2 separate regions of the Homo sapiens genome follow, and region 1 is linked to region 2. A link is a loop called in an ENCODE intact Hi-C map of the cell type or tissue named here. Cell type or tissue: HepG2. All regions are shown on one strand. Each heading gives the region's core, and the rest is flanking DNA. Links, peaks and the distances in the headings are about the cores only.

Region 1 (4,390 bases), core at 242-4,241, 50 kb before region 2:
GCCACCCAGTAGTCTGGACAGTGAGCTTCTATAGGTTAAACATGAAAGCAGATAAATCACCTGATTGGCTACCACTAGGCATCTGCCTTATTTAGGCATGGTGTGATGAGTGGGCTGCCAATGATTGGTTGAAACTTAGCTGTTTCTGATTGCCTGAAATCTGGCTATTTGTTACAAAAAAAAAATACTCCTAAGTTAGGTTTCTGTTTGTTTACTTACCAAGTTAGGTTGTAATTTGTTACTTAGGAGCTTAAAGTAGGGGGATAGCCTTAGGCTAACGGCCTTCTGCTTATTTAATTTATCAAGTACATAAAGATCATCCTGCCTCAGGAATATGGCATTGCATCCAGACCTGGTACCAAGCTGTGAGCCTCCCAGTCTGGCAGAGGCTTTAAAGCCATCAAGCCCAAAGCATGTGGTCTGCCATGCTCCTTTGCCCTGAGCCATCCCTCCACAGTGTGGGAGGCAACTTAATGTAGGGTTGTGGGTTGTAGCAAAACTGGCTTCTCTCTGGCTGGCTACAGTCTGTGAAGGCACTAAGCAGCAGCGAGAAGTTAAGTAAACATCACAATGTCATTAAATTGCTATGGCAGTAAATCTTAGGGTCTCAGGTTCAGAAAATGGGTGGCTCTCAACCTGGGCAATTTTTCCCTCCAGGTACACTTGCCAACAGCTGGACACAGTTTTGGTTGTCACAACTGGGTAAGGGCATAACTGGCATTTACAGAGTAGTGGCCAGAAATGCTGCTGAGCATCCTACAATATGCAGGGCAGTCCCACAACAGAGATTTCCCAGCTGCAAATGTCAATAGTTCTGAGGTTCAGAAACCTTGAGACAGGGCAGCAGCAATGGCTGGTGCTTGCTGGGGGAGGAGGGTGGTTTAATCTGAGTCTTGAAGGACCAAGAAAGTTAGAAGAGCAAACAGGAGAGTGAAGTATTCCAGGAAGGGTCCCAGCACAAGCAAGGATGGGAGAGAAGGATGTTTGAGGGGCGATAAACAGGCTGGCTCGGCTGGAGGGGTGTTTGTGCAGGCGATGTGTGGAGGGCGTGTGGGGTTTGCTCTCCAGGCCTGAGCAAATCCTCAGGCTTCCTCTGAGAAACTCCCCATCCCTGTCCATGTGGTCAGGAGGGACTTTCAGTCAAACTACAACCTCCCGCAGTCCAGGGGGTAACATGTGGCCAAGACAGGACCATCCCGTCCTCCTCTGGGGACCTGAATCATGAACAGTGACAAGAGGACCCTAGAGGTTGCAGTGGAATCATTGCCAGCACAGGGGAACCAGGAGCTGCCCTGATGCCCCAACCCTCTGAATTTGGCTCTTCACATTTAATTTTCCTAGAGTTCTGTGACTTACCTCATATCTTGCCAATAAATGTCTTCAAAAAATTAAATCAAGGAATCCAGAGGTGGTTTCTGTTGCTTTCACTCAACATTGGTTGGGAGTCTGTGGCTCGGGCCTTCTCGTGCCTGGACCCTAACTCTAGGGACAGCTGGTTTCACCAAGCAGAAAAATAGTCCACTGAATAGAGGACTGTGGTGTGCTGTGCACTGATGGCAGCAACACACACATACACACACACATAAACACACACACATGAGAGAGGACACATAGGGACAGCCAGGTTCGTGGCCGACACTGAGCAGCCACTCTCCTTTCTTCTTTTTTTTTTTTTTTTTTTCTTGAGACGGAGTCTCACTCTGTCACCCAGGCTGGAGTGCAGTGGCACGATCTCGGCTCATTGCAAGCTCCACCTCCCGGGTTCATGCCATTCTCCTGCCTCAGCCTCCCGAGTAGCTGGGACTACAGACACCTGCCACCATGCCCGGCTAATTTTTTGTATTTTTAGTAGAGATGGGGTTTCACCATGTTAGCCAGGATGGTCTCGATCTCCTGACCTTGTGATCCACCCGCCTCGGCCTCCCGAAGTGCTGGGATTACAGGCATGAGCCACCACGCCTGGCCACCACTCTCCTTTTTTCCTTGGTAACAGAGCCCTACTTTTGTTCACCCCTCCAGTAGAAAACAATGTGCTGAGGAAAGGTGGCCCTGCCTCAGCCCTAAGGGACAAACATGATTGCTCAATGGTTCAAGGCCAATCAAAGCATAGTAATCCTCTTCCCCTTTGTGATTGTTTTGCAAGCAGGCCTGTCATCCAGTTCTAGCCAAAGGGACTTAAGGGACATCTACTAGAGGCTTCTGGGAAAGAATTCCCAAGCCACACAGGAGAAAAATCCCCCAGCTCTCCTTCCCAACCTCTGTTTTGGACAAAGGCTGGTGATGCTTGAGCCATGGCAGCCACTGGAAACCTCAAGGCAAAGGCCAGAGAATCTCAGAGATGCAGAGACAGAGGCCTGACATTCTAGAGCTAGAGAGTAAACCAAATTAGAGTTGTCTTTTCTGGGCTTCTTGTTAAGTGAGTTAATAAATATCTTCTTAACTTAAGATGGTGCTTCTGAAACTTCAATGTGGACATGAATCACCTGGGGCTCTTATGCAAAATGCAGATTCTTATTCTGTAGATCTAAGGTAAAATATAAGATTCTGAATTTCTAACAAACTCTTGATGCTGATGTTGCTGGTCCATGGACCCCACTTTGAGTCATTAGACTATAAGCCACTTTTAGCTGCATATTCTGTTACTTGCTGCCAAAAGCATCCTAACTCTTTTGACCATTTGCATAGTAGCCCCACCCACTGGATGGAACCCAGAGTCTCATCTTCCCATCAATCAGATTCACCCTCCTCCACCTGTGGGAGGAGCCGAGAGACAAGTGCTTGGGGAGAAGACCATCCTCCTTCCAAAAGGCAAGAGCACTTCCTGGTGTTGTGAGCCTGGGTGAGAGAGAGATGGAGGAGGATGGAGGTAGAGCCAGATCGCAGGGACAGATGCTGATTTGGGGATGTTCTGGGTCTTCGATTGCCTCTTTATGGTCTGTTTATGAAACCCAGACGCCCTTTCAGTGAGAAGCAATTCTGCCATGTTTATTTTGGGAAAGAAGCCACAAAACCCAAATTGTCATCTATTTCCCAGTCTTTTCCAGTTTCCAGGCATATCATCCTTTTCTATGCCTTGGAGAACATTTCAAGCCTCCTGGAATTTTTCACCAAGGAGGGACCTCAGGGTCACTGCAACAGGATGGCCTGCTGAACCACCAAGAGGCCTAGGATTCTATCCTGAAAATCAGGGATTCCATGTGGGTCTCTCAGGCCCAGCTCTCTTGTGAAATTGAGAGCTTCAGATTAGTCATATTCGGACGTTGAGAGGTGGAGGGAACACTGGAAATGGCTCTGCCGCTCATGTGCTGTGTGTCCTTGGGCAAGTGATTTGGCCTCTCTGAAAACCAGTTTCCTCCCCTGTGAATGGCAGAAGTTGGGTCAGGTGATTTCTTAGGGCCTTGCCTGCTCTAAGCATTTCATGGTCTCAACATTCTCATAAACAGGACTTAGCTTAGGTCAGTGGTCTCCATGTTGGCTGCACATTTGAGTCACCTGAGGGACATTATCGACTCTGGTGCTTCTGTGTTCTACCCAGATGATCTGATCTGATAGATTTGGGGTCCAGCTTGGCCATCAGGAATCTTTAAACCTTCCCAGATGTCACTAACATATAACCAGGATTGAAAGCCACTGGGCTACGCCTGATTTTATAGAAGAGGAAACTGGGCTCACATCTCTGGTCAGCAGGTCAGCCACCAGCAGAATCCAGTGACTCCCGCTTGCAGGTGTGGGACCTCACAGCCACCCTCTGCAGTGCAGCGCATCTCTAGGACCTGGGGAACATTGCACCTTTCCATTCTTCAATAAACTTCTCCTCCATCTCTTTCCCTCTCTGCCCCGCCCCTCGCTCCAATGAGCTAAATCTCTCTCAAGTAGCTCCTGCCTCTGTCCTGTGAACGTGCCTGCCAGGAGGAGTCGCCATGCCTGGTTACCTCCTTGAACTAGGGAGGAAGGAGGGAAATATGGGCTTAGACACGTGGAACTCAGGGTCTCCCATGTCACTCTGACTACCACCCAAAGCACCTTGCTCTGGGTTTGTCACAGGACAAGGGGAAGCTGCTGTGATGTCACTGAGGGTAATGAGAAAGTTGAAGAAGAAAGAGGAGAGAAATAGCACATCTGTAATTAGACATTCTTCCTGGTTGCTTCTTTGCATGTTGAAAATGGCTTGCTACAATCCAGTCATGTTTAGCCCCTTGGGGTCCCTGGTGCAGTGAGTCCAGGACCAGGACTGGGGGCTTTACTCACAGCTGCCTTCCCAAGTCCTGTTGACCTTTGAGCATCTCCTGCCCCAGGGCCCAAGAGAGCGCTGCAGCAGCCACACACAACATGAGATGCTTCTCTGGGTGTGCCTGGCTTCACCCTTCTGTGCTTCTGATGGCAGAAGATA
Region 2 (4,390 bases), core at 126-4,125:
AAGGGGCTGGGGCCCAGCCTTTGCCTGCCTTGTGGTCGCCCTTCCTGGGGTGTCGCTCTCCTCCAGGTGGCCCAGTATGGCTTGCCACCCGGTCTGCATTCCAGCCAGTGGGTGGGGGAAGGAAGGAGACACTCGTGTTGCAGGATGCGCCTGGACGTCAGACCCATCCCTTCTCTTTCCATCCTATTGACCAGAACTGAGTCCAGGGGGCCACCCCAGGATGAGGGATGCCAGAGAAGGTGGACTTCATTCTGGGCAGCCTGAGGTTCTGTTGATATCAAAGAAGAGAGCAGGAGCGTTGAGTAACAGTTAGACGTGTCTACAAAGAGACATGTGGCTAGATAAAGTATCTCATTCTCGGGCCACCTAGGCCTTGCAAAGCTCAAGGAAAAATTAAAACGAAGCATTTCCACATCTGTAGAAATGGTCCAGCCATTTCCACATTTGCTTCCTACTGGGGCCCATGCAGAAGCTGGGTCCTTGAAACCCTGCTGAAACACCCTCTGAGTCACACATGCTGGAGGTAATGCCACCTGTGTCCACCAGAGTCACGTACTTCCTCTTGGCGAAAAGAAGTGCTGCTCAAAAAAGACGCATTTAGAGAATCTGTCAAGATCCCCTCTGACACTGAAGTTCTTATTTGATTAATAAGCTAACAAGATGCATTTCCATTCTCCCTTGACTTTAACAGAATTGAATCTGTTATTCCATGCATTTTTTTTTCTGGAGACAGAGTGCAACACAGTGGCTTAGAGTATGGATTTCGGAGGTACCCTAACCTCCCTGTGCCTCAGTTTCCTTATCTGTGCAATGGAGATGATAATAATCTCAGGTATAGTGGTGAGAATTTAACAAGGGAATTCCTATGAAACTTTCAGAACAGAGCCCAGCATGCAGTAGGCATGAAATAATGTTCGTAGGGAGAGGGTAGCCAGTATTTTCTTCCCCTCTCCCCGGTGGTCAATATTAACCAGTATTTTCAGCACACACATTGCAGACTTCCACCGGACTGCCCATCACCGTGCTCTCCCTTAGCCCACTCCCTGAATTCTACTCGGGTGTGTGCCAGCAACTTAACATGGCCGCTTCTCTTTCTGTAGCTGAGTTGGCCAAGCGCTTTGACATATGTCACCTCAGTCTGAGCTCCCAGCAGTCATGAGTGATGAGTATTAGGAATTTGCTCTATTTTACCAAGGAAAAAACCTTGATCCCTAGAGGAAAGGTCCTTCCCACAGTCAGGTGCCTGTGAACAGCCACAGCAAGACTCGGATCCCCGGCTCTCCCATGAGTCATCCAGCATGGTGGGCAGCCAGCAGCTCCGTGCCAGGTGCTGCCATAGGCGCTGGGCACACGGGTTCTTAAGTCAGGTCAGTCCCTTCCTCCTTGAGCTCATACACAGGTAAGGAGGGAGAGAGATGTTCCCCAACTCATCACGCACTCAAGTTCATTTCAGATGGTGGTGAGGGGTCCTGAGAAGAGGAAATGGGGTGACATGCTAGGAAGTGCCTGGGTGGAGGGGGCTCCTGGAGACAGGGTGGTCAGGGAGGCACTCACCCAGGAGGTGACACTTGACAGAGCCCTGAAAAGTGAGGAGGTGCAACCATGCACAGGGCTGGGGACAGGAACACGGCCACACAGGGGAATGAACCTGGCCGTTTGTGGCACAGAAGGAAGGTCAGCAAGTCCAGGAGAAAGGGGAGGAGAAGAGAACAGGCCCCTGGCGCCTGCACGTCTGGAAGCATCGCCAAGTTTCCAAGCATCTTTCCAGGGCAGAGAAGGCTCCACTCTGGGCAGGAGGGGCTTGCTTCACCAGCAGGAGGAGTTGGGGAGCAGGAGGGAGTCCTGATGTCCTGGCTACAAGTCCAGGGCTGGAAAACCAGGCGGGCCTCCGCCGAGGCTGCTCCTTCCCCATTGGGCCTCCGCTATCTGGTTGGGGCATCTCAGACTGAGGAGCAGGAAGTGTGACTGTCGCAGGCCAATGTCTGCTGACGAATCTCCCAGCCCAGATGGTGGGCCTGCGGTGGGCTTCCTGGTGCACGCGGAGGCGACTCTGGCGAGGGGGATTCCCTCCCCTTTGAATTTCCTCCTGGTTCTGCCCACGTGAAACTGGGCTGGTTGGCTGGGCTTCCTTTTCTCTATTTGGCTTTCTTATTCTCCAAATAAAAGACGAAAAGTCAAAACATAGGCATAATGCAGAATTATAACGCTTGGATTTGTCTAACTTCATCCCTGCAATCGCCCAAATATTCACATAGTTCAAGAACACCATCGTATAACAGGCTACTCAGGGACTGTGACATGATGACACTTGTAGGAACCCAGTGTGTCATTTAGTCCTCTGTGTGTCTGTGTCCCATTCTGTGGGTGTGCACACAACAACCACACACAAACTCACCGGTTCCCTTGTGTGTGTTTAGACAACATGAAACTTTGCATCACAAAACCACCGAGTGATGTCAGAGGTGCCATGAATCATAATGACAGCTCCTGGCCTGGTATCCAAGAGACCTCAACATGCTGCTAAGTCACTGTCCCACTCCATGAGAACCGGTCACTCTCTTTGAGCCTCCAGTTGAAGGGAACTAAATTAATCTAGGATGACCCATATTGTGCAGCAGCTAATGACCCAGTTCACCTCTGGTTAATTTTCTGCTTCTGGGTGTCCTGGGAACGGGTGGTGTTTACTCCAGTTGGGACAAACCTTTATTAATGAGCCAGAGTGTTGGCTGCTCTGGGCGGAGTGTTTTAATAGAAATCGGCCAATGGGCCAGGGCGTGCTGAAGTTGCAGAATATGAATGAGGCCCTTTTCTTTGCCCTCTCTCTCTTCCACCCTGATTTGCATAACTAAGCTTTCTGCCTTTTTATCTTTTTAATGTGTTTGTTTGTTGATTATTGATCTGTCCCCTATGGAGGGACAAATCATTCGCCCACCAGGCAGTGACCTAAATTTGGCAGAAGCCCCAGCCATGTCTGCAGCAAACTGGAGCCAGACAGTTATACTTGTATTTGTAGGGACAATTCCAGGAGAATTTATATGGCCCAAGGTTGTAATGATCAAAATTACACTGGCCTCCAGCAGACTCATTAAGGGGAATCTTGGCAAAGGAAGACTTGATGAGTAAGAAGAAAAGAAAAGATCCTCTTTCATGGTAAAAGATCTGGCTTAATTTAACAAAAAAGCTCAAAAGCCTCTCCAAATGAGGCTGCAGTTTCCCTGGGGAAAGAGAAGGTACTGCTGAGTTTTAGAAATGTGGTTCTCAGCTGTGTCCAAACCTATGCCACCTTTTTTAAACCAATATTTTATAATTTCCACACTTGTATCTTGAAATATAATTCATAAATACAGCCTATCCACATCTTTTTAAAAGTTCAATATAATGCCCTAACTATAATATAAAGACAGAAGTATAAGAAAAGTAATTTATGTAAAGTAATTTGTAACAAATTAATGCATACTTCAACATGCAAATGCTCTGACTGACCGCACTAGAAGTGATTAAGCTGTAAATGCAGACTGGTGACAAGCCTGTTGAGTTGCCACCTCAAATGTCATGCACATTGCCGCTAGTGAGGAGAGGGCTCAGGATGCTGACCCGCTGGTGGTGAACTTCTGAACAAAACAAACACGAGTTTCCCTTGATTTACACCAGAGTTGCTGTCCCAGGAAAGTCAGTGATTATTAAAACATTATGATCGTCTCTATGTAAACTGGACTTTTCACTGGAGGCTCAGATCATTGTAAATAGGGTTTGCTTACATGAATGTCCAGTGAAACATTCAAAACTAGTGCAAGATACAAGATAAATTCTGCATGGTGTGGGATTGTCCTATGTATTACAGCCGCATAGTATCCTCAGCTCACACCCCAAATGCCAACATCACGCTCCTCTCAGCATTGTGCACCCAAAGCACCTCTTTAGGGGCGAGACCGTCATTGATAACCACCACCCCTTGCACAGCCGCGTGTGCTCACAGAGGCTAAAATCTACTGTTGTCTCCACCTGAAGTTTTTCTTGTCCTGTAACCTTTCCCTGGCTGGCTCTCCACCCTGCCCAGGATGAGGCAGGGAATCCAAGGACACTCAGCTACCTCAGGTCTCACCCACCCTCTCCCCCTCCCCAGGCAGAGAAGAATAGAGTCCTGAAACCCTGTCCCCAGAGAGTGAATCAACCTCCTGGGTCTGAGGGCTGCACACACATTTGTTCCTGGTTCCCCCAGGGCCTGACAACCTCACTCCTATTCCTCTGTCTTGGGAAATCCCTCAAAGCCAACTGTACCTTCTGTGTGGGTCTTGAGGTCCTCCACCAAGGGGCTCTTTCCTTTTTATCAGTTTGTTCATTCACTTGTATATTATCTTTGTTACCAAAATATGTCAAGATAATCACATAA

The links. Hi-C counts contacts between places; a loop is a spot of excess contacts. Peaks named below come from ENCODE experiments on the same cell type or tissue, not always from the same donor. Only the 100,000 strongest peaks of a DNase experiment are listed, where the experiment ranks them.
Region 1: a loop joins it to region 2, with 2.8 times the contacts of the local background. A loop is called at or near these places in 1 of 110 quality-filtered maps.

Annotation. Positions count from the first base shown.
Region 1 is chr20:48,354,586-48,358,975 of GRCh38, forward strand. No RefSeq gene overlaps it. Among named protein-coding and RNA genes, the nearest start is that of LINC00494, 3.1 kb to the right of the region's middle. In HepG2, for the core only: no CTCF peak of the experiment used is centred there; a DNase peak (open chromatin) is centred at 2,106.
Region 2 is chr20:48,404,255-48,408,644 of GRCh38, forward strand. No RefSeq gene overlaps it. Among named protein-coding and RNA genes, the nearest start is that of LINC00494, 47 kb to the left of the region's middle. RefSeq lists an enhancer at 1,600-2,376. In HepG2, for the core only: CTCF peaks have their summits at 551 and 1,823; DNase peaks (open chromatin) are centred at 527, 1,797 and 3,643.